Linked DNA regions of Mus musculus: region 1 is linked to region 2. Evidence: chromatin loops called from intact Hi-C (ENCODE). Cell type or tissue: heart. All regions are shown on one strand. Each heading gives the region's core, and the rest is flanking DNA. Links, peaks and the distances in the headings are about the cores only. Region 1 overlaps Pcbp3 (poly(rC) binding protein 3). Region 2 holds the start of Pcbp3 (poly(rC) binding protein 3).

What was found. Hi-C counts contacts between places; a loop is a spot of excess contacts. Peaks named below come from ENCODE experiments on the same cell type or tissue, not always from the same donor. Only the 100,000 strongest peaks of a DNase experiment are listed, where the experiment ranks them.
Region 1: a loop joins it to region 2, with 4 times the contacts of the local background. A loop is called at or near these places in 4 of 42 quality-filtered maps.

What each region holds. Positions count from the first base shown.
Region 1 is chr10:76,899,687-76,911,452 of GRCm38, forward strand. All of the region lies in intron 1 of Pcbp3 (poly(rC) binding protein 3), which reads right to left. Among named protein-coding and RNA genes, the nearest start is that of Pcbp3, 56 kb to the right of the region's middle. In heart, for the core only: no CTCF peak of the experiment used is centred there; DNase peaks (open chromatin) are centred at 3,065, 3,595 and 6,365.
Region 2 is chr10:76,954,633-76,966,398 of GRCm38, forward strand. It overlaps Pcbp3 (poly(rC) binding protein 3), which reads right to left and starts at 7,315. Exons shown (of 16, transcript NM_021568.2): 1 at 7,116-7,315. It overlaps Gm35664 (a long non-coding RNA gene), which reads left to right and starts at 7,509. Exons shown (of 2, transcript XR_380584.1): 1 at 7,509-7,543; 2 at 7,744-7,970. Gm35721 (predicted gene, 35721) reads right to left here. Exons shown (of 5, transcript NR_168652.1): 4 at 11,728-11,766; 5 at 10,460-11,349. In heart, for the core only: a CTCF peak has its summit at 7,276; DNase peaks (open chromatin) are centred at 6,689, 7,389, 9,549 and 10,109; H3K4me3 peaks cover 2,388 bases; H3K27ac peaks cover 2,384 bases; H3K27me3 peaks cover 585 bases.

The sequences.
Region 1 (11,766 bases), core at 2,364-10,363, 55 kb before region 2:
CAGTGAAAGAAGCCACTTTGGAAAAGTTATGTTTTGTGTGACTCCCGTAATAAAGTATTCTGGAACAAGCAAAATAAGCCAGAAAATAGCTCAGTAGTTATCAGTGACTGGGAAGGGGAGGTGGACTGGTAGAGCATAAAGAATTTTTAGAGCAGTAAAACTGTATATGATACTGTAATGACAGTTATAAAGATATAAAGCAATTAACCAGAATTTATAAAATTTTACAGCATTAAATGTAAACCTGATGGTGTGAAATGTTTACAGGAATAATTCAGAACCTTGGAGCATTATCCTAAGATAGGCTGTGGAATTTGACAATACAGCCTTCACTACCATAAAAAGAGTAAAACTTCTCACTAAAGAGGTGGGTCAACAGTGCTCATCTAAGCCATTCTGGAGATGACGCGTCTGGTAGGCAAGAGGTGAAACATAGTCCACTCAAGCCTATGTTCTGGCTGAGCAATGCAGGAATGGTGGCCAGTGGGAACCAGCTGCTTCCCTTTAGATAGAGGGTTTACTCACAAGCAAGAGAAGTGACCCACTGACACGGGGCAAGAGTTGGAGGCTGGGAGACAGATATAGCACCATGGATCAGTCAAGTAAGAGGACCCAAAAGCAACCAAACCCAGTAGAGCAATCAGATTCAGCACTCTCACATTGGCTTCTTTTACTATTTGCTGATAAGAAGAAACAAGGATTCCTTAGAGATGTGGATGAACCCGGGACAGGAGCAGTGAGCCTAGACCATAAAACCTAGGAAGGAAAAAGTCCTTAATAACACACACACACATAGACATGCTCACACACACATTCACATACACATACTTTTTCTCTCTCATACACACACACACACACACACACACACACACACACACTGATGAAGGTATAGTAAAAAGATACAGAAGTCAACTGAAAGAACTCCCAAAGTCTAAAGTTGGAATAATTTAGAAAATAAAGTAGTATAAAACAACTATAAACCAAAGTATAAAATAAATGACTTCCTACCAATAAACAGGAAAGAATACCCAAATCTCCAAGGCTATTATTTCCAAAGTGTGCATAAAGAGACTCTGGGCTCACTGAAGTGAAGCACACCTCCCTAGAAGTATTCCCTGAACACAGTGACTTTTTCCCCAAATACTATGGAGCGCTCTCTCTCTCTCTCTCTCTCTCTCTCTCTCTCTCTCTCACACACACACACACACACACACACACACACACACACACACACAGAGTGCAACAGTCACCATGCTGGAGAACCTAGAAGCACATCCCCAGCATGTGTTCAGGTCCACGTGTCAGTGCAAAGTTGGGCTGACTGTGTGCTTCCTTATGTGAGACAAATGATGCTCCCATGTTGCCTTTTCCCCAACCCCCAGGACCCTGAACCACCTGCAATGGACCCCAGCAGAGGTCAGTAAAGAATATTCTGAAAAAAAGTCAAGGGCATCAAAAATAAGAGTGAGGGCTAGAGAGAGAGCTCGCACTTAGGGACACTGCTGCTCTTCCAGAGGACCTAGGTTTAATTCCAAGAAGCCAAATGGTGGCTCACCATAGTCTTAGGGACCCCACTTATGGCCACTGCAGACACTGCACTCATATGGTGCTCAGGCATATATGCTGGCAAAACATCCATACACATAAAGCTGGGGAGGGAGGGTTGTGTGTGTGTGTGTGTGTGGTGTATGTGGTGTGTGTGTGTGTGTGGTGTATGTGGTGTGTGTGTGTGTGTAGTGTGTATGTGTATTTTGTGTATATGTGAATGTATGTGTATGTTATGTGTTTGTGGTGTGTATGTGTATATGTTGTGTGTGTAGTTTGTGTGTATGTATATGTATAGGTGAATGTTGTGTGTATATGTGCATGGTGTGTGTATGTGTGCAAGGTGTGTGTATGTGTGTATGGTATGTGTGAGTGTGTGTGTGTGTGTGTGTGTGTGTGTGTGTGTGTGTGTACCTTTCAAGAACAACAAAAAAGGGGAGTGTGAGAAGCCATTACCTTCAGGAAGGTCTCTAAGCAGATGGGGATGACCTGTAATGTGCCCCCTGAATGGGACCTTGGAAGAAGGAAGAACAAAAGAAGGAAACTGAGGAACCCTCAAGAACAGATCTTAGTAGCAGTGCCTCTGTGGTGGTGGTAACCAGGACAAGTGTGCTTTGCCGATGTCAAATAACAACCTGGATGTGGGGTATGTAGATTTTTCTCTATAATCTTTGCAATGGGTCTAAGAAGCCTACAACTCTAAAATAAAACATTTAAAAAAAAAAACAACAACAAAACAAAACAGGATCAAAGAAAAAGAGGCAGGTCCCTGTCTACTCCTAGAGGGAGAAATGCAACTTTTTCACAGCAGCATCAAATCCTGAAAACCTGTCACAGATGACAGGGCAAAGGTGTGTCCACGGGGGAGGTGTGTCCAAGAGGCAGCACAGCTCAGAGCTGTTATATGGGGCACTGGGTTACTCGTAGTATATTTAAGAAGTTGTATTTTCTCTGCCATAGTATGGGATGTGCTTAGTCCTAAAAGAAGCAAAGAATACAACCACTGACTCAAAAATATTGCTTAATTCCAATGATGAATATTCAGCTTAGGACACTGAACATGAGAGACAGAGAGAGAGACAGAGACAGACAGACAGACACAGAGACAGGTTGATCAATTTTGGACACATGAAAACTCTTGACATTAGTGGGTCACAACCTCATGAAGTGCCTCTTGGTGAGTACCTGCCACATGTGGTGTCTTCCTGTATACTGCTATACCCCTCACACCAATTCACCGGATCTGAGACCACTCTTTCCTCTTCACAGATTCACAAACTAAGGTACAAGACTGCTAAGCAGTTTGCACAAAAGTCTTCTATCTAGCAAGCAAGGGAGCCAGCCCATCTTTGCAACCATACTTCCCAGGTTGAGGCTCCACGGTTCACCCTCAGGGTTCCTCCCTCTGCCTGTAGCTACAGTGCTGAAGATGTGCCCAGCGGATCTGCCACACAGCCACGCCCATCCACAAGCAGAGCTCTCTAGACAATGAACATTTCCTTGAGTGGTGCAAAGGCCCCTACAGGGACAAAGGGTTCTTCCTACCAGAGAAAGATCAGGCAGTGGCGTCTGGAGTCCGTCTTGAAACAGGGCCAGGGCCTAAAAGCTTCCAGAGCCATATGAGTCACACCCATCAATATGCATTAGCTCCCGGATGGTACCCTTCAGGGGTGTTTCTGAGCCAGGCAGGGATTAACCCTTTTCTCTACCAAACTCTCCCTTCCACATGCTGTGCTGACTGGCTTTTCTGGCTCTACTTAAATGAGACTGACCTTTTCACTAGCAATAATAAGTTACATTACAGTTTACAGATGGTCCCTTCACTCTATGTCCTAAACATGTAAGCTTCTGAAAAACAATTCCAAAAGTCGTATAATGTCCAAACCTCAGGTGCTGTCCTCCCTGACTGATTGGCTAAAACTGTGTCACAAATACATCCCACAAGCAATGTAATCTGGGCTAGACTTTGAAAAGCCCTCAGATTTCCCCCACCAGATAGCCACAAGCCTGAGGACACCTTCAGGGTGGCCAGAACATGACTCATCTCCTCAGTGAGGCAGGCTGCTGTTGCAATCCACCCGGATACACACACACACACACACACACACTATAACCCTAAATATGTTCCTTTCCCACAGGGCTAGACTAAAACTCTTTCCAAACACCAGGCCTGTAAATAGTGTTGCTCATGGAGCCATAGGAAGAAGCATGGAGGACGAGCAGGGTTCAGGCTTCCCTGAGCCAGGCTCACCTTCTCAGTCCTGTCATTTCCAGTAAACAGGGACTTTGAAGTCAGAGAAGCCTGTGGAAAAACTTGGCCCAGAGGGACCCACACATCTCGGCCATTCTAAGCCTCGGTGTCCATCTCCCCTGTGAGCAGCCAGCTAACTGCCCAGGGATGCAGAAGCAGTGTTGGGATGATGCTGGGATGAGGATAGGATGAGGATAGGATGAGGATGGGGCTCTGGACCTAAGCAGATAATTAAGCACAGAGGCTCCTGGCACTTCCCTTCCTACACTCTCACAGGAGCCTAATAACAGCAAGCAGACAGTACACAGGAAAGCAGGACCCTCCCCTCCTTCAGAACCTCCACTGCACTCGAATATCATGACCCTAATAACCTAAACTGTACTTGGCAGCCACCCTCTGGAGCAAATCTGATTACATCTGCAGAGCATCATGTGTCTGAGCCAGAGCCTCTCATAGCATGGACATAAAAAGTACAGACTCCCCATCCCCATATCTACTGGATCTAGATCTCGATTTTTAAAATTCAGGAGACAGGCTGGAGTGATGGCTCAGATATTAAAAGCACTGAGTGCTCTACCAGAGGACTTGAGTTCGATTTTCAGCACCAACACAAAGACTGACAACCATCTGTAACTCCAGTTCCAGGGGATCCAACACCTTCTTGTGAACTCCACAGACAATGTGGGCACATGGGCACAGAAACACATGCAGAAAAACACTCACACACAAAACTCAGTAGGGATTTGTACACGTTAGAGTTTGAGACGCTCTGGCCTCTGAAGACAAAGCAACATTCCTTTCTGGGGCTTCTATTGGACTCAGTGCCCTGCTCTTTGGATGGGTGCTCCTTCCTTCTTCCCCTTCCTTCCTTCCTTCCTTCCTTCCTTCCTTCCTTCCTTCCTTCCTTCCTTCCTTCCTTCCCCTTTCTTTACTCCCTCCTCCTTCTCCCTTTCCTTTCCACTTTTTCCTTCCCTTCCTTTCTTTCCCCTTCCCTGTGATAGCTGGGAATGTGCACATTCAGGTACCAAAGTGAGCCAGGGTGAGCCTCAGGGCTAGCACCAAAGCTTCAGAGATCAGATAAGCCACCTGGGCCTCACAGCCATAAGCGCCTCCAACCATCTCTTACCTGCCCCTTCTGCTGATGTACTAAAAGGCTTCCTCATGTCACTGTTCGTGCCCCCTGGACCAGAGTTTGCTCATGAAGTCAAAAGCATCCTCATTCTACAGCACTGACAGGTCCCGGGGGAGGGACAGGAGGAATTATAAGAGGGGTAATTAGTTAGAAAGAGACAGGAACAGAAAGTGTCGGTAAAGAGCTGGGAGCACAGAGAAGCAGGGAAAGGAAAGCCTGCACTGTCAGGGGAGTGACCACGTTTAGGACTCCGCCCTGCAGATCAGTGGCTTGAAGACAGGCAGGTCAGACAGTCACCAACACTTCCAGATGCTAAAGTTATGGGGTCATACCAGTGGGTATGAGCCTCCCACCCCCTAGAAATTCTAACTTTCCAGGCTAGAGGGTATGGCAAAACTCTCCACTCCCAGGAACTTTCCTGTTCCAAGAAAAGGAAAGACTTGCTTAGGCCCACTGAGTCCAGTGTTCTGCAGTCATGGGATGGTGGATCTATAAATATAAATAGACCGTACTGGCAACTCAATGTCTGCATGGTGGTAGTCTATAACACATACAAGTAATGGTCATTTCTGATACCGAAGTCCACAAATGCCCAGCTCACTGGGCATGCTCTGTGCTCTCACTCCAGGGTGGACTCAGTAAATGACACTGTGGCCAGCTCAACATCTTACTTCTGCCTCCTGGGCTAATGGCAACGAAGAAGGTCAGTCAAGGATGGCTGACATGCTGTTTTTGTGTGGCATGTAATTAAGAATGGTTTCTAGGCTTTTAAAAAGCTGAAGGGGAGAGAAATAGATGAGCCTACACATGACCACACAAAAGCATATGCAGATCCCTGGTCCTTGGTAGTCCCAGACAGCTGACATCTCCAGTAAAGGTCCACTTTGGCAGCCACTTCCCCTACAAACCAGTTCTAGAAACCCCTGCAATGCCTCAAAAAGTAAAGTTAAGTGGAAGTGGGATGTCAGTTTTCCCAGGAATCTCCAAACAAAACAAAAATAGCCATTAACTATTGGTCCCTAAGGAACAGCTAGAGTTCATTGTCTCCATGCCCACTGAGGATGGTCCAGCCAAGTGAGGACCCAAAGAAGCTATATAGTCCAGTATCTATGTATCTATGTAGTCCAGTATCTTAACTGGTAAGAAGAGCAATGTCTCACCTTCAAAGCCACCTGCTGGAACCAAGAATCCAGTCTGGGTCCAGCATCGACCTGACTAGGAGACCTCTGCTTCTAAGGATAAAGCCCTGAGCTCCAAGGCATTTCCAGGTTTGGTATAAACAGCAACATTATAGAAACACAGGAAGGAGCCAGGCTTTCAGGAAGCAGCCTAAGAGCATCCGCACCCCAAGCCCACGCTACACAAAACAGCAGCTGAGTGCTCCTAAGGAGGACTGGCCGACCGGAGAGCTTTCCTCACGCCCAGTGGAGTGGCCCTCGGGACTCCAATCAGTGCTCCAAAGCAAACAGACACCCGCCCCGACAGCTTGTGGGAAGTTAGCTAGAGACCAGGTTCCAGAAACCAAAGAAGGCAGCATTTGGTTATCTTCAGCCCCAATTGCTGTAATGTATTCCGCAGACAGCGCTCTCTGTGCCGTACACCTGCACTATATCACACCGCTCTGTAGGTCATTTGGCTCACAAAATTGATTTAGGAGAGATTATTCAATTCCATTTTACATTTCATGTTTTGGAGCCGTGCCAGCAGCAACTTCGGTTCTTGCAGAGGTCAGGAAGCCATGGACGAGGCGATCCCTTACCATCGTAAATGGAACTCCATATTCTCTTATGAATTTCCTGTCAATCTTCAAATTACTTCAAATACAATTGCCCTTCACTTAGACAGTGTTTTATGTCTCCAATCCTGCCTGCATCTGTCCGCTATCCCATTACCTCCTCCATGGCACCCAGCACTCTCTCAGATCTCCTTGAGGCGCCTGTCTTGGGGACAGCGATAGGGATGGGAGGGGCACTTCCGGCAGCCTCTCCTCTGCAGCTAGCTAGATCCTTAATCGCACCAAACAAAGGCTCATATATCTTGCACTTTTAAAAATGTCTGCTTCAAGGGGGCCAGCAAGATGACTCAGCAACAAAAAGCACTTGCGACTCAACTGACGAGCTGAGCTCAGTCCTCTTAGCCGACATGATGAACGGAGAGAAAGCATTTTTCCACAAGTTGTCTTCTAATCACACAGCGAACACTGGGCCAATGAACACAAATTCTGAGTGTCATGAGGAGGCCTCTTAGAACTCAGGTTAAATATCATGTGTGTCATGACATGGACACACACACATGCAGGAGCACACAAATATGGACATGCCCCACACACGTGTACATGTGGCCCACACATATGCCATAAGTAAATGTAAAAAAAGGATTTTCAATTTTATATAAAATTGCTCTTTCAGAGACTCAGATGCAGAGAAGACAGACAGACAAATAAGAAGAGAACTATGTAGAGAAAAATGAGATCTTCATGAAGGGGGATGGAGATGAGAAAAGGCGATGGCAGGTTCAATAATAAACATTAAAAATCACTACAGCAGCCATCGTTATGTATTCTGTATATAAAGAAAATTAATATGAAATTGCCTTAGTGGGGAAAAAACTCCTGCCAGTCCTACTTTCGTCCTGAGCACCACCCACTTCCTTCCTTCCTGTGGTGGATCCATATTGTGTGATGTGCTTCTCAATGTGAATGTGGGTGGCCAGGGGTCAAGGCTGAGATGTCATCCTCAGTTGCTTCTCCACCTCAGATGTGCATGCCGCCACTCATGGCTTTCATGTGGGTGCTGGAGAACCAAACTCAGGTCTCATATTTGCCTACTAATCACTTTACCCAAGCCGGGAGTTGTGGCACATGCCTTTTAATCCCAGCATTTGGGTGGTAGAAGCAGGTGGATCTCTGAGTTCAAGGACCCATAGAATCAGTTCTAGGACAGCCAGGGCTACACAAAGAAACCTGTCTTGAAATTAAAACAAAAAACAAAACAAAACAAAAAAACAAAAAAAAAACATACACAAAACCACTTTCCCCAGTGCGCCACTTCCCCAGCCTTCCTTAACCTTCTCTGCAGCTGCAGGAAAGCTATGAGCTACCTCAACAACCAACACTGTCAGCTGTCAGTCAGTCATCAGCACTGTCACCAGGACCCTCCCTCCAGCCAGACGTTGCTTCCCTTAGGCAAAGCCTGCCTTTACCTCCAGAAACTCCACACTTCCAAGGCCAGTGCCTCCTGACGCCACCTGCAAACTTTGATCTAGCCTTGCCCTGGGCATTGGAGTCTGTATGCCCTGTCCATCCACCAAGTGTTAAGTCAGTCCTAAACTGATTTACCGCATCCTAACCCTCTGCTAAAACCAAACTCAAAACAGCACTCACTGCTGGCTCCCCCCTGACATGTTCAAGCTGCAACCTTGGGCCTCCTGCCTCTCCATCCTATGGCTCTGCATAGCCAAGGGATTTGGGGATTTGTTTTTGGTTTTGTTGTTGTTTAGTTGTTTGGTTGCTTGATTGATTGGTTTGGTTTGGTTTAGTTTAGTTTTGGGTTGTTTAGTTTTGTTTTTGAGAGCTATGGTTTTTTTTATCAACTTTATTTAGTATCTCTACACCACCACTCCACACTTAAAATATTTATTTCTTTTTATTTTTTATTCTTCTCTCACACATTACGTCCTGACCAGTTTCCTCTCCCTCTACTCTTCCCAGTCCCACACATACACACCTCCCCTCCTCCCCAACATCTATTCCTCTTCCATTTCCCTTAATTTAAAAAAAAAAAAAAAGAGTAGGTCTCCCAGGGATATCAAACAAATATGGCCAACAAATTACAGTAAGAGCAGGCACAAAGCCTCATATCAAGGCTAAACAAAGCCACCCAGTAAGAGAATAAGGATCCCAAGTTCAGGCAAGAGAGTCAGGGACACCCTGATTCCTAATGATATTCTCTTATACGCTTGGATTTGTGTCTAGCCCAGTTGTCATTAGAGAGGCACCATCCAGCAACTGATGGGAGCAGATGCAGACCTACAGCCAAACACTAGGCAAAGCCAGGGGAACCCTGTGGAAGAGGGGGAGGAAGGATTGTAAGAGCCAGAGGGGTCAAGGACACCATAAGAACACAGCCCACAGAATCAACTAAGCCAGGCTCACAGAGACTGTATAAGTCTGAGCTAGGCTCTCTGCATACATGTTATGGTTGTGAGTGTTCTTCTTAGAGATATATCCGAGGTTTTAAGCAGGCCCTGAAACCCCTGCTTCAGACCACACCTAGAACCCACCCCCCTCCCATCTCTACCGCTGTTACCCTAGAAATCATCGCCATCACGCCTTCCCTGAGCTAATGGAAAGACCACCTAATAATAGGTTCCACCTTCTCTCCCAGTCCCCTGGAATAGCAGGCAAAGTCATCCAGTGAGGGACGAGTCCATTCATAATCTCTAAATAATCCTGCAATGGTTTCCTAGTATATCCAAAGAAAAGCTGAATTCTCCCATTGGCCTTCTCTTCCTGTCCTCAGACGCCATGGCCTCTCAGTCACGTGACCTGCCTCTACTTTGCATTTCTCTTTTATACCATCAGTATGATGCAGCTCCCATTTTGTAACTATGCTTTGGATTTTGAGGTAGCCATAAATCCACATGCTTTACATACCCTTACCTGAGTTTCCTCCTAAGACAACGTTAATATCAAAGCCACGGTATTAACACTGGCAGTTACAACTCAAAACCATCCTTCAAGGAAATGTCATGATGCTCTCAGAGCTATAACCACATCCCTCCAAAAGCTGTTCCATAGTCCTTCACAACCTCTCATTGGCTCTCTGTGTCCAGAACGTTAATTTCAATGACACTGAAGTAGGACGTTCAGTATAAATCCTTGGAAATCAATTTTTCCCCAGTTTACGTTCCTGGGATTCACTCTATTTGTGTTCAGTCCTTTTCACTGCTGGCTGGGCACAATGTCACAGGTGTGTTTATCTGTTGATTTATTTGTCCCTCCAAGAAACAACACCTACCCAGGCCTTCCCCAGTTTCTGGCTACTTCAATGAACATACTGTCGATAGTGTGTGAATAGGTTTTCAATAAAGAGAGCTTTCATTTCTCTGGGACAAATGCCCAAGAGTTTATATAACTAGCTTATGTGGCGGTAGCTGCTGTTAGGGTTTTAAGCACTAGCTGTCCCATGTCACAAACCAGACAGCAATGTATGAGGGATCTACTTCTATCATGTGCTATCGTTTGCTGTTATCACATTTTTTTTATTTTATCCATTCTGGTGTGTGTGTGTGTGTGTGTGTGTGTGTGTCTGCATTTCCTAAAGAGTGGATTATCTGGAAGATGTTCTCACTTGCCATGTGCCATCTGTAATATCACTTGATAAAATGTCTCAAATCTTATATTCTATTTCTATTAAATCCTTTATTTTGCTGCTGATTTTGAGAGTTCCATACATTATAGAACCTGTTTCCTCTGGTATATGATTTTTAAATATTTTCCCTACATAAAATTATCTTCTCATTCTTTGAACATAATCCTTTTTAATTCTGAAGGGATTCAGTTTATTTTTCTCCTCCAGGTAAAGTTTGAGTCAAATATAGAATTCCCTTATTCTTTTCCTTGAGTTTTAAACGTTGGTATTTTAGATTGAGTCTGACATCTAATTTGAGTTAACTCTGTAATGAAGTGAGAAACAGACTGAGGGACAAATTTTCAACCTGTGAAGGATTGTTCTAACACCATTTGCTGGTATGGTCATCCTGCCTCCATTCACTTGCTTTTGAACTTGAGAAACTTATATGCAGAAAACAGTATCTGCAGGATCTGCTATTCTGCCCCACAGATGTATATATGTCTATCTTTTGAGCAGTACCACAAAATCTTCACCACAGAGCTATAAAGTAAGTCTTGGAGGGGAATGGTGGTGCATGCCTTTAATCCCAGCACTTGGGAAACAGGCAGGTGGATTTCTTGTGTGTCCCAAATCATCTGGTAATAATACATAGTGAGACCATGTCTAGGAAGAAAAAAGTTCATCTTTAGGGTAGACAGAATTGTCTACACTTCCTTTTCAGTTTTACCTCAGCTATCCCTGCTACTCTGCTTTTTATATAATAATTTTTTCATTCCATGAATATTGTATGTCTCTCCATTAATTCAGATCTGCCATAACTGTATCAGCATTTTGAAGTTTTCAGCCTGCAAGTCCTATGCTTTTATGCTAGATCTGTAGCTAGCTATGTCCTCATTTTCCAATGATTGTACACTATTTTAAATTTGGTGTCCAGATGTTGATGATGCACAAGAATAAAATTAATTTTGAGTTTATCTTTTATTGTAAAAATTAATGGATCACTAAGTAGAGTAGGTTGTGTTGTAGATCCTGGGGATTTTCTACATAATCACACATCTGCAGATAACACATCTGTTTCTGCGTGTGCCCTGCCATCCTTGTGATTATTAAGTACATCTTTTAAAGTTTACAAACAGATCCCTCACTTCCACTAACTCAAAAGCAAAAATATCATCATGGTAGCATCCATGACCTATTAACAAGAATCCCCCACTTTGCTGTTTCCCACCTATCTGATATGCCAACCATATTTAAAAAGTGTATTTACAATTTTATTTGTTCTGCTACTATACAGAATTCATGGAATTCTTACCACACTGGGACATGGAATATGAAATAAACTAAGTCTGTGTGACCAAGCAATGATCCTTCATATTTGATTCAGGAATAAACTTTCTCTTGTCCCCTTTGAGGTCAGAGCTGTATCTTTTTACTTTAACAGTAGTCTCAATATAGGAGTCCAGAATCCATTTTTCACTAAAGGA
Region 2 (11,766 bases), core at 2,467-10,466:
GGACGCTGAGCATCAGGGCAGTTTTGACACAGGCATGCAGCTGCATACCTACCCAGCATCTCGGAGGCTTAGGCAGGGAAGTTTTGAGTTCCAAGCCCAACCTAGATTACACAGAAAGACTTCAAAAAGAAAAAAAAAAAAAGGTAATTTTGTCAACTTCCAGATGACAAAATATGTTCCCTTCCAAAAGCTGTTCCAGAGTGGGTGCAGCAAGCCCTAGACACCAAATCTGATAACAGCAATATAGAAGCTCCTCACAGTGACCAGTGCCCCTTATGAATATGTATGACAATCCTAAATGAAATAAGAGTATAATTCCAATAACAGGGTTCAATGTGGTACATCATGACAAAAAAAAGCATATCCCAGGAAATGAATGATAGCTTAAAATTTACAGATTTAAACTAATTTTTATTTCAGTGGAAATATAAAGAAGAAAAAAATTTTAAATGTTCTAAATAAGTATATTTGAAATATTAATAAAAATCAAAATATATTTTTAGTTTCTCTGACACAGGGTCTCACCATGTAGTCCAGTCTGGCCTTGAGCTCAAAATCCTCCTATCTCAGTCTCCTGAGAGCTAGGATTACAGGCATCTGTCATCATGCCCGATTGACTGTTTAAAAATACTTTCGTCAAACTATTAGTACAAGAGACAATCCATAACCCAAGAAAAGGAATCTACTAAGATATAAAAGCAAAGTTCACTATCAAACTTCTAACAGGATTACTCCTAAAGTGAGACAAAATACAAAGTTAATCTTCTTCAGTTTCCAGGAGCTTTGACTAGTACTCCATCAAAAGTAAATAAATTACTTAAGGGCTGTAAACAAAGAAATTAAATTAGCATTGGGTATAAATAAATCACACACATACACAGAAGAACACCAGGCATTGTGGGACATGCAAGTGGATTTCTGAGTTCAAGGCTAGCATGGTCTAGAGAAAGTTCCAGGACAGCCAGGGCTACACAGAGAATCCCTGTTTTATAAAACAAACGAAACAGAAAATTCATTCACACCATGTGTGAAATTCGGTCTGTTTCAAAAGTAGCATTGCAGATCACTGGGAAAAGGGTGATAATAAATGGTAATTGCACAGTTAGGCATTTTTTAAAAAATTCTAAAAGCAAACCTCTACCTCACAATGCATATAAAAATCAATTCCAAGTAAAATATAAAAGCCAAATATTTCACCTTTTTAAAAAGAAAAGTCTGTCTTATAACTTTCAAATTACACAGATTCCTCAAAAAAGGCCCAATAGCCACAAATCATAAAAAAAAAAATGGATGAATTTGGCTACATTAAAATTAAACATCTATTCATCATAGCAACATTTTTAAACTAATGATAATAATAATTTTAATAATCGTGGGATAAAAGTAGAATCAAAAATATGTAAAGAACTCCAAAAAAGGCACAAGGGCACAAATCAGGCAATAAATAGATAAATGATATAAGATTACAATTTTTAGGGGAAAAAAATCCAAGTAGAGAAAAAAAAAAAGGGAGATGGGGTGGTAAAAATCATCACTCACTAGTAATCAGGGAAATACAAATCAAAACTGTGAGATATTTCAGACCTACCTGATTGGCAGCACTATTATCTAAAGATTAAAGAATGCCCGAGGCTGGGAATCAAGCTTTTGGAAAGTAATTGACACCAACAACAGGGGCTGCGGCCCATGGTCTCAGTGGTGTGCACGAGGACAACTGTCTTCCAGGGGCCCAGCACAGAGCAAAGGTGAGCCGATGGAGCATGGCACTCTGCAAGCAGAGGCTGAGCCAGCTGCAAGGACTCCGGAGACAGAGAGGAATTCAGGTCACACAACACTGCCTCACATACCCACATCCTGTTTGGGAATAAAAGCAGGCATCACAATCATGTTGACTTGGGGCAAACTCCCAAACAGCAGGAATCACCTCGTTTTCTAAGGCCAATCTCACTATGTGACTTTCTCCTGAAACTTGACAGCTAAGAATACACAAAACGGTCCCAGGCTACATCAGTTTCCTGACCCTGCTGCCGCCGCAGCCGATCTCCACAAGCATGTTAGCTTAAAACATCACCCTTGGTTACCCTACAGTTCTGGAGGTCAGCAGACAGAGTCGTGTCCCACTAGACTAAAATCTAGGACTGGGCTCCTTTCTGAGACCCTTCCTCTTCTTTCCTTTTTCAGGGGCTGCTACATTCCTTGGCATATCCTACTTTGCCCTCAAAGCTAGTGATGTAATCTAAAGCCCTCACCTCACATCACTCTAACACTGACTCTTGTGTTTCCCTCTTCCACTTTTAAGGATGCTTGTGACAACCCAGGATCACCTCCCTATTTTAAAACCAACGGATGAGCCACCTTTTTCTGTCTGCTACCCAATTCCCCTGCCAAGCAACACAACACATCACAGGCTTTGGCATGAGGGCATAGTGTCCGGAAGCCATCATTCTCCTTACCACACAGCCCATCCCTAACTCACCAAACATACACACACACACACACACACACACACACACACACACACACACACCCCAGAATCCCAACTCCTTGGGAATACCCATACACATACCCTCCCACTTCCATATCAACGCTGTCTTCCAGTCACACTAACCTCCTCATCTTTTTCTAATCAACTTATTCCATCTGTGCCCAGACATTTACAACTCATCCTTTAAGGCTTAGCCCAAAGGCTGCTTCCCTCTCTGAAACCTTTGGATTTTCCAAGCTTATCGCCCCTCAGCATACCCAGCAGGCTGCTCATCCCAACAGCATCACAGTGTAGCCACGTGCAGCCACCTGTTTACAATTTACATGCTCTTCCTCAGTACCAATGAGGGACCCTCTATGACAAGAACTGTTTCACTCCCACAACAAGCTCCCAAATCACAACACAGGATTTAGCAAGAATATGCGTCCTTGTTTTAAGTTTCTCAGAGTACTCCTGAAACCTGGATGAAAAGGGAATCCCATAAGAAACACAAAAGAAACACCATAAGAAACTTAGGACCAGACAACCAGTTCAGGTAATTATTCCAAAACCCAAAACCATCTTCTCAGCTTGATGCTGATGATGAGCAACCTTTCTTTACCTGGTACCCAACCGCCCTGGCAAGCACCATAACACACGACACTTACCACTGTGTGAAAAACTGTATACAAGTGACACCTATCATTTCTTACTGCTAACCTATGCAACAATTCTAAAAGAAACCAACAAAATTATCCACAAGAGAAATAAAGACTTTATCCGGTATGGTTTACATTCCTCAAAGTTACACACACAACATTAGATGTTGCTCACCATGAAGTGAATGCTTGACAGTCACCAAGACTCACGTTCTCAGCCTCTCTCCAGGGAAGGCTGAGAGAGGTGTGAGGGTGTTACAAGTGGCACTGTTTAGGGACACGCTGCCCTGAGAACAAATACCTGTACATATTGCAATCAAGGGCCCTTTTTTGTTTGATGTTAGTTATTAAGAAGACACACACTTGTTTAATTTTAATGCTCATTACTTGACATCCCTAGCCCAAAACTCCCCACCTGGAGAGAAAAAAAAAATCACTTAAAAATGAGAGACAATTGTTTGTTAAATGGAACCTATTATTCAAGTCCAGCAAAGCTATCCTGCCTAATTTTTCTTTAATAATGTGAATTCTGAAATTATTTTAAATACAATTCCAAAACCCATTCTCATGGAACAGAAAGTTTGAAGGAAACCAGGGATATGGGGGTGGGGGGGGACACACACGACTGGTTCAGTACCATGGACAGCGGACCCACAACTTGTCAGAGTCCTCACTATGGAGGCTAAAGGCTGCCCCAAAATCTACAGCCTTTCAGCAAATACTTAGAGTGAGGCAATTTCAATGTGTGAGCAGGTGTTTTTATTATATTCCAAAGCACTCGTCTCCTTCACCAAGGGTATATACAACATACATCTACCAATTTCCTTCAGACATCTCATTTACAATAAAGCTCTGAGGTTTCTGTGCACACAGAAATGACTTTGCCCCGGACACACTGGTATAGATCCAGAACTCACAGAAACAGATACAAAATCCAACCTCTATTGTCTGAACCGTTCCAAGGACCTGATGGAACTTTTACAATTTACACGCGCAGCAGGCTCTCCGGTATCCACCAAGGCGGAAAGGACAGCCTCTTTAAAACAGCTAACATGGCCTGGTTCAGCGGTACATGCCTACAGTCCCATCATTTGGAAGGCTGAGATAGGAAGAAGATCTCAAGTTTCAAGCATGTCTAACCTGTGTCGCATTGGCCATATGAAGCCAAGAATAGCCATAAATGTGGCTCAACAAACTTTAAAATTACAAACTTTAGAATATTATACAATTTTTTTAGGATTATTTTGTAACTCAATCGTGAAATTATTGAGCGCGAAAAACTTTATAGATGATAATGCTGTCTCACAGTGACGTGCTTGGAACTTAGGCAGATTTCTGAGTTCAAGGCCAGCCTCGTCTACAAAGTGAGTTCCAGGACAGCCAGGGCTATACAGAGAAACCCTGCCTGGAAAAAAAAAAAAAACAAACCTGAAAAACTCATCATAAATCTATGCGAATTTTCTTCTACCTACAAAAGAACATTACTGGGGCAACACCAGCTCTGAATTCCAGACATAGTGTCTGACCCTTTCCATTCTAAAGACCCTGTTTCTAACAAACTTATTTGACTACTGAGTGAGTCTGTCTTCGCACATGTGCACACAGACAAGGCAAAGTACTCCTGTGAGGAGAGAGATGGTGGCCAGAGGACAACTTTCAGGAATCAAGTCACTCTTTCCACCAAGGGCTCCAGGGACTAAACTCAGATCATGAGGCATACAAAGCAAATGCTTTTACATGCCACGCTGTCGCACCAGCCTGGAAACTTCTTTTCCCAAGCTTTACAATACTAAGCTCTGACTGTGTGCATGAAGTTATATAAATTCCAAAGTGTGTGCACTGAACAAGCATCGTGTTAATATTGGTACCTACACACAAGCAAGAGAGGCTTTGGAGAGAAGGGAAGGCCTCAGCTGAACTTGTAGCTAGAAGATGGAGCTTGCTGAAGGACCTCAAGTCTCAAGACCACACGTGGAGATCCTCCAGCCTTTCTTAAGTTCCAGCCATCTCCAGAGAATACTGATGTACACACACCCCTCTCTGGAGCAAAATGGTCGTATCAGATGTTAGATAATGAACTGTCTTTGTTGTGGGGACTGGGGGTCTGTTCTCCGCAGAGACACAGCCTGCAGTTTTTCTGGAACTGAAATCACAATTAAGTCCAAAGAAGAGAAATGGGCCACAAGTTTGCATCAGAACGGGAACTAAATTTCAGGAAGGCTGTATTAGAGAAATGGGCTCAGAGGGAGAGTATGGATGCTAGCTCTGCAGTCTGGCCTCCAAGGGTCTTTCTCCAAAGCCCTGCCACCCAGAATGCCTTTTGGTGAGGCACTAAAAACCCTTCTCGCCGGTCGTGGTAGAGGCAGAGGCAGGCGATTTCTGAGTTCGAGGCCAGCCTGATCTACAAAATGAGTTCCAGGACAGCCAGGGTTATACAGAGAAACCCTGTCTTGAAAAACCAAAAAAAAAAAAAAAAAACCCTTCTCAACCTACAGTGCCATCGGTTCGCATACAAAGCTAATGAGATTTAAAAGTCCGTAGTGCTGCAAAGAAAAGTAAAAAGGAAATAGCCAATCCTGGGGCCCACCTTCCATTAACTTAAAATTCTCCTATACTAACAACATAGTGCAGAATAAGAAGCCAGACAACTTCACACTTCTACTAAACAAAACACTTTGGGGACAATAAGAAACAGTTCTGGAACACACCTCTTTCCCAAAACAGAAAATACGGCCATCAGAGAGAGAGAGAGAGAGAGAGAGAGAGAGAGAGAGAGAGAGAGAGAGAGAGAGAGAGAGATTGAGAACCGGCGCCTGTCTAGTCTACCTGTTCAGGCTCTAATGAATGGTGCGGGGAAAACCTGAGGAGAACTGAGAGGAAAGAAGAAAACAGAAGACCACGGTGGAGGGGAGAGGAGAAAAGGCCGCACCCTGCCCTCGCCCCACATCCATCCTCTGGGCTTCCTTTTTTTTTCCTCCCCAGCTCGTCTCAATCACAAGACATCCGTCTAAGCCTTGCAAGTCCCAGTGAGATCACAGCTATTGTGTGTTGACCCGAAAGCCTGCAGCGTAATGTGCCCACTAACAACTTCTGAATTTAGGGAGGGAGTAAAGAGGCCTGGGTTTTCCTGAGTGGCTCTACCCCGACCCCCGACGTAGGCCAGGGCCAGTTACCGTCAGACTTTCACAAGGACCCTAGGCCGTGCCTGAATCCAAGAACAGGCAAGACCATGCAGAGCTGGAGAGTGAGCCCCTCACTGGAAACTTCTGTCTAGGACCCTGTTCTGGCCCCAGCTCCAAGCCCAAGGGGCTATCAAGAACTACTCTATTCCGGGAGCCCGACCCTCGGCCCCACACTTCCCCACCCACCCACCCACCTCTTTCTCCCTCTCTCTAAGTAATTCCTGCCTCAGCCTAGGACCCCGGTCACAGCCTGGGAAGCTGCTTCCCTTGACCCTTTGCTCAGCCTGATACACATGCCTCTGGGATTCCCATCTTCAGTCCTCCGACCATCGCTTTGGCCTGGGATACCCCCACCCTGCTTTAAGCCTGGGACTCTGCACTAAGCCCTGGAACCTCAGCCTTGAGCCCTCAGAGCTCGGTACTCAGTCCTAGATCCCCGCCCTCAGCCTAGGACCTTGGTCTTGGCCTGGGACCCCTACCTTCAGCCCGGGACCCCCGCCCTCAACCTGGTACCCCCTATTCTCTCCCAGGACCTCCGCCCTCAGCCTGGGACCCTCACCTCAGCCTGGAATCCTCGCCTCAGCTTGGGACCCTCGCCTCAGCCTAGGATCCCGGCCCTAGTACTGAGATCGCCAACCTCAACCCTTCCCCCAGGATCCCCAACACCCCAGCTCGAATGAAGTTTTCTGACTGCGAACTGTCCGGTCCTCTGGCCTTTGGAGGGGTCTCGGCCGGCCTGGGACGCGGCATGCGAGCTACCTCCGCGCTGGACCCCCCCACACACACTTCAACCCGCCGCCACTCACTCACCTGCCCCGCCGCGGACAGGGAGGCCGCGGACCAGGTAGAGCCTATGCTGCCGGTCGGGTGGGGCAGAGGAGGCGTACACGGCGCGACGCGAAGCCCGATGCGACCCAGCGGCGGCCGCGGCGTCTCCTAGCTCAGGCGACGGTAAGCAGCGCCTCGAGCTCTGGCCGAAGCACTGCGCGCGGCGAGGACCCGCCCCCTCCGTGCAACCAGCCACTCCTGCGCAGCCCGCCGCCTCTGGCCCCGCCCCCGCTCAAGGGCAGGGCCTGAGAAAGCGGGCGCCGGGAGCCAATGGAGCTGCGAAACGGTGACCATCACAGCCAATCAGGGCACGGAAAGCTCTCCGGCTAGAAGCCGTTTAGCGTCGAAGGGCGGTTAGGGTTGGGCGGGGCCCCACTCTGGGGCTGGGAGGAGGCGGGGCTTCTGGAAAGGTTAGTCAACTGGCGGGGGCGGGGACAGTACGGGGCGGGGCCAGGGCCGGGCCTGGGGCGGGGCCTCCAGAAGGCTAGAGGGAAGGGAGTGGATGCTTGGTTGTGAGATGGCTGCGGGGCCTGCATCCTCTGCAAGTGTTTGGCACACGCAGCTAGCGGGAGACTGCAGACACCCAGTCTCGCACGCGCTGATATTCTAGGGAGGTCAGTTGGACCCACAGCCTTCGCGACTATGTGGGCCTGATCCGTTGACCGCAGCCCTTCGCGGGTGCCCCTCTCTGCTTGGAAGCCTTTGAAAGCCAACACAGCCCAGACTGTAGAACTTGTGTTTAGGTTCTGGGCCTGCACACCTGTCCACAAGCGATTCAAAGCCGATGGAAGAACTGGCTGTGGTAGTGGCTGTGGGAAAACATGTCATGTTGTTGTTGTTGTTGTTGTTATCTTTTGTGCACCTTTCCTCAGAGGTGTCCTGCTCTATTTTGTGTCAATTAACTATCGTTTTCATCGGACTAAACTTCCTTCATCTGATTGCTCTCTATTAGCTTAGGCTTATTCCTTTCTGCACACCACGAAGGTAAAGGAACCAGGCCAACTTGTAATTCCAGTACTGATAGAAGCTGCGAGTCCTGGGAACTCTGCCTTCCATCAGTACCTAGATACCCAGGAGCCCAGGGTCATCCTTCCTGGCTTCCTGAAGCAACCTGAACCAGCCAGAGAAGGCCTCTTTGGACTTGGAAATCAAGCTTTGCCCTTCATAGGTGGAGAGAGTGATCCACATGTTTACCTCCAGACTTTCGAGAAGCATCTCTGGGAAACAGAGTTGCTTCTTTGTTGTCATATGAACAGACGGGTGAGCAGAGAAGTGGGTTGAGGGTGACATTCTAGCTGAGATGACAAAACTCATCCCGCCCTGAGCCTCAAACCCACCAATGACTCACTTCGGTGCCAATAACGATATATCATACATGCAAAGGGGTGTATACATAGCTCTGTCCCCTCATCCCTCCACCTGTTACAATCACGATCTCTATGGTAGAGTCAGGAAGACTCCGTAGGTCTGAAACCTCACCATAGTAACCAAGTAGCTCTTGGGAATGCCCAGAGTCCTGTGAGTATGATGTCCTGGAATCCACTCTGAAGGGAAAAGTCCTGGTCCCCTGTAGCAGACATATACAGTAGTCACTTGGGATCGATGAGTCAGAAAGGAGTGTGCTCTTATTTGTCTTCAAACATAACCTGTGTGATTCAATGACAACCTCTGAAAAGAAAGGGCCTGGGTCCGGGCAAGCAGGAGCTGTCAAAAGCCTTACCCAGCAGCTAAGTGCAGCTGCAGCAAATCACGAACCTTTACCTGGAGAATCTAGAGAGCATATGGACAGCCTTATCGCACATTACTACACCTTAGCCCTGTGCTATGGTAGAGAGGAGGGCGGAAATTTGGAGGAGGGCATGTCAGGTAGCATGCTAGGAGTCCCTGAGACAAGGACTTCCCCTAGGAGACGAACACAAGGGATTGACATTGAACCCAGCAGCAGTACCCAGACCTAAACCAGGACTTGAACTAAGATCCAAAGTGTCTCCAGGATCAGCTCGGGCCATCGGCCTCCTGGGCTCTGCACAGTGGCTCCGGAGGCTGGAGCTGCATTAGGCTCTGTCGAAGCACCCCCCCCCTCCAGATTACAGGTTGCCAGCCTCCTACTCTACTCTCCAGGAGCCGTGGGGTTTGGGGGGAGGGCTCAGCTGCCTACATCTCCTCCTGGAAGACACACTTAGTCATTAGGAGAGTAATGATAGTGTTTTCAAGGCAGTGTGTTGGACCCTAACAACTTTCAATTATTTCCAGTTCCTGCCAACCCTGGGAAGAGAAAAAGCGGTTCATCTCGGAGCCCCACCCTTGACACGAGAGACAATTGAGTAGGCTCTTCCTTCCATATCCCAGCAGATCTTTGAGAGCTAGGGCAGGCAGCCCCGCCCCTTGGCTGTGTGGCAGCTGCTTGACCCATTACCCTCCCTCCACACGTCCCGCATCCCCTCCGAATGCAGGCTTCCTGCCTTCCATTAGCACTACCAGTAGCTGTCAGCGTGGTCCTTCCCAGGAGAAGTGCACCCGGGGGCTTGCATTTATAAATAACTCCATGGTATCTTGTTGGGGTGTGGAGAGTGGGGAGCAAAGGAACCTTGTAATTATCATCTGCTTACTGTGATGTCAGACCAAGCCCTAGGAAGTCTCTGAGCACTTGGTCCTCCAGATTGCCGCACATGTCCCTGCCACCAGAGAGCTGGGGGACCACAGTTTCCAAAGGCTGGGACATCTGGAGGGGTGGATGTGGAGGCCCCCTTTAGCTCCACATTAGATGGCGCAAAGTGCCGGTAAAATAGTTACACACAGAAAGCAGTCAAGACGGTAATTAATGTCAATTCCTCTGAGACAAGCAGGCCTCCCCCTCCCCCCTCCCCCCTGGTGGAACACAGCCCAAGCCCACACCAGCTCAACAGCTGCAGCCCCTCCTGTTCCTGTTCAGGCTGTCAGAGCTACGGGTGGGCAGAGAGCAGAGGGACAAAGTGTGGGGCAGGACCTGAAGTGGCCTCTGCTGACCTTCAGCTGGACTCCACTTCCTTGCTGAGCCTTCCTGGAGCAAAGGACCCGCCCGACCATCAGAACCACCCTCTGCACTAGGCCAGGAACAGGAGCAGACACCTCACCTAGTGGAAAACCAGAGAAGCTGTACATCTAAGCCCCTCTTGCTGAGGGGCGCATCTCTAGCTGTTTCTACTACTAACTCCTTCCCTTCACCAAGAGAGCTGCTGTGCTCTCTCTCTCAAAAAAAAAACCTGCCTGAGCTAAGCAGGCTGCTCTTAGAGAACTCTGGGAGCCGGGAGGGTGTATAGGGAAAATCAAAAGACAAGAAGCCAGTGCTGTATTGGATAGCCTGTTAAAGAACTACAATCACCAGCAGCATCATAATCACAAGCATCACCACCATCACCATCATCAAGACTGAGTCCTAGACCTACCTTGTTTAACTTAACCTGGTTAGTCCTGAATCTGATTGTTACTGAGTGGGCCAATTAAGGGGCTCTCTTCTCTCATCTTGCCTCACTGCCCAGTGTGAGAGGCAACAGCCACATGCGACAGCCACATGCTGCCCTCACTTGACAGGATCCTGTCCTTGTGACCGGGGATGGAGTGCTACAGAGGCTGCTCTCACTGAGGGGCCCCCAGCAACATGAATTGAAGCCACATTCACCCAGAGACCTCCAGGGGAAAGGCAGAGAGAGCCTCCAGTTCTCACAGACACAATCTTCTCTCACAGCTGGTGTCGTAGCTTGTGTCTCCCTCCTTCCAGGGCATGGTTCTGTGAAAGTTGGTGCTTTCTGCATCCTGAGAAGGCTCTGGTCACCTTTTACCTTCCCGTATTCCTCCGGCCCCAGTCCTAGAGGAATCCACAGTGAGCACAAGGACTGGGGACCAGCACTGCATTACTGCCTGCAAGTGGCTGTGCTTTGCTGGATGTTTCTTCTACAGGCAGGGAAAGAGTATCAGGGTCAGGAACATGGGTCCAGCCAAGCAGGAAACCTTACAGGGTGAGGAAAAAAATGGCTGGCCATCGGTGACTCGCGTGCAGCTTCCAACACCCAATTGTGAGAAGGACCTGGGTAGCACAACTCGCTGTCCCCAGTGGATGACAGCTAGTGCTGTCTTCCGGCTCTCGGCACTCATTCCCAGAGAAAAGTGAATCAGCAGCCTGCCTTGAAGTAGTTCCTCTGAAACAGAGACTTCTTAGGCCTTGGAACCTGCATCACTGCTGGAGAGAGACAGAGACAAAGAGAGGCAGAGGCAAGCAAAGACAGACAGACAGACTTCCTCACTGCAGTCAAGCAGTTCCAGTCTCCTCCTTTTTATAAGCAAGGTTTCTTATGTGTTTGTGTAAATGGGAGAAAAGCCGAGTCTCCGTGCATGCCATGTGGAAGCAGAGCCCCCCCCCGGGGTCAGTGGGGCTTTATTTCGGGAAGACTTTCAGTGCAAAGGCAGCCAAACACCCCTCCCCTTCTCTGTGCCTCAACTGATGCCATTAAGACTAAAATTAGAACCACTCTCTGTTTTAGTCATGAGCCCCGTGGCACCCACCATCCTCCCCCTCCCCTCCCCGCCCCAAACGTCCACTAGGTAATTAGAAAGATACCGGAAGGGAAACGCGATGTTTCAGACTCCAGATCCTGAG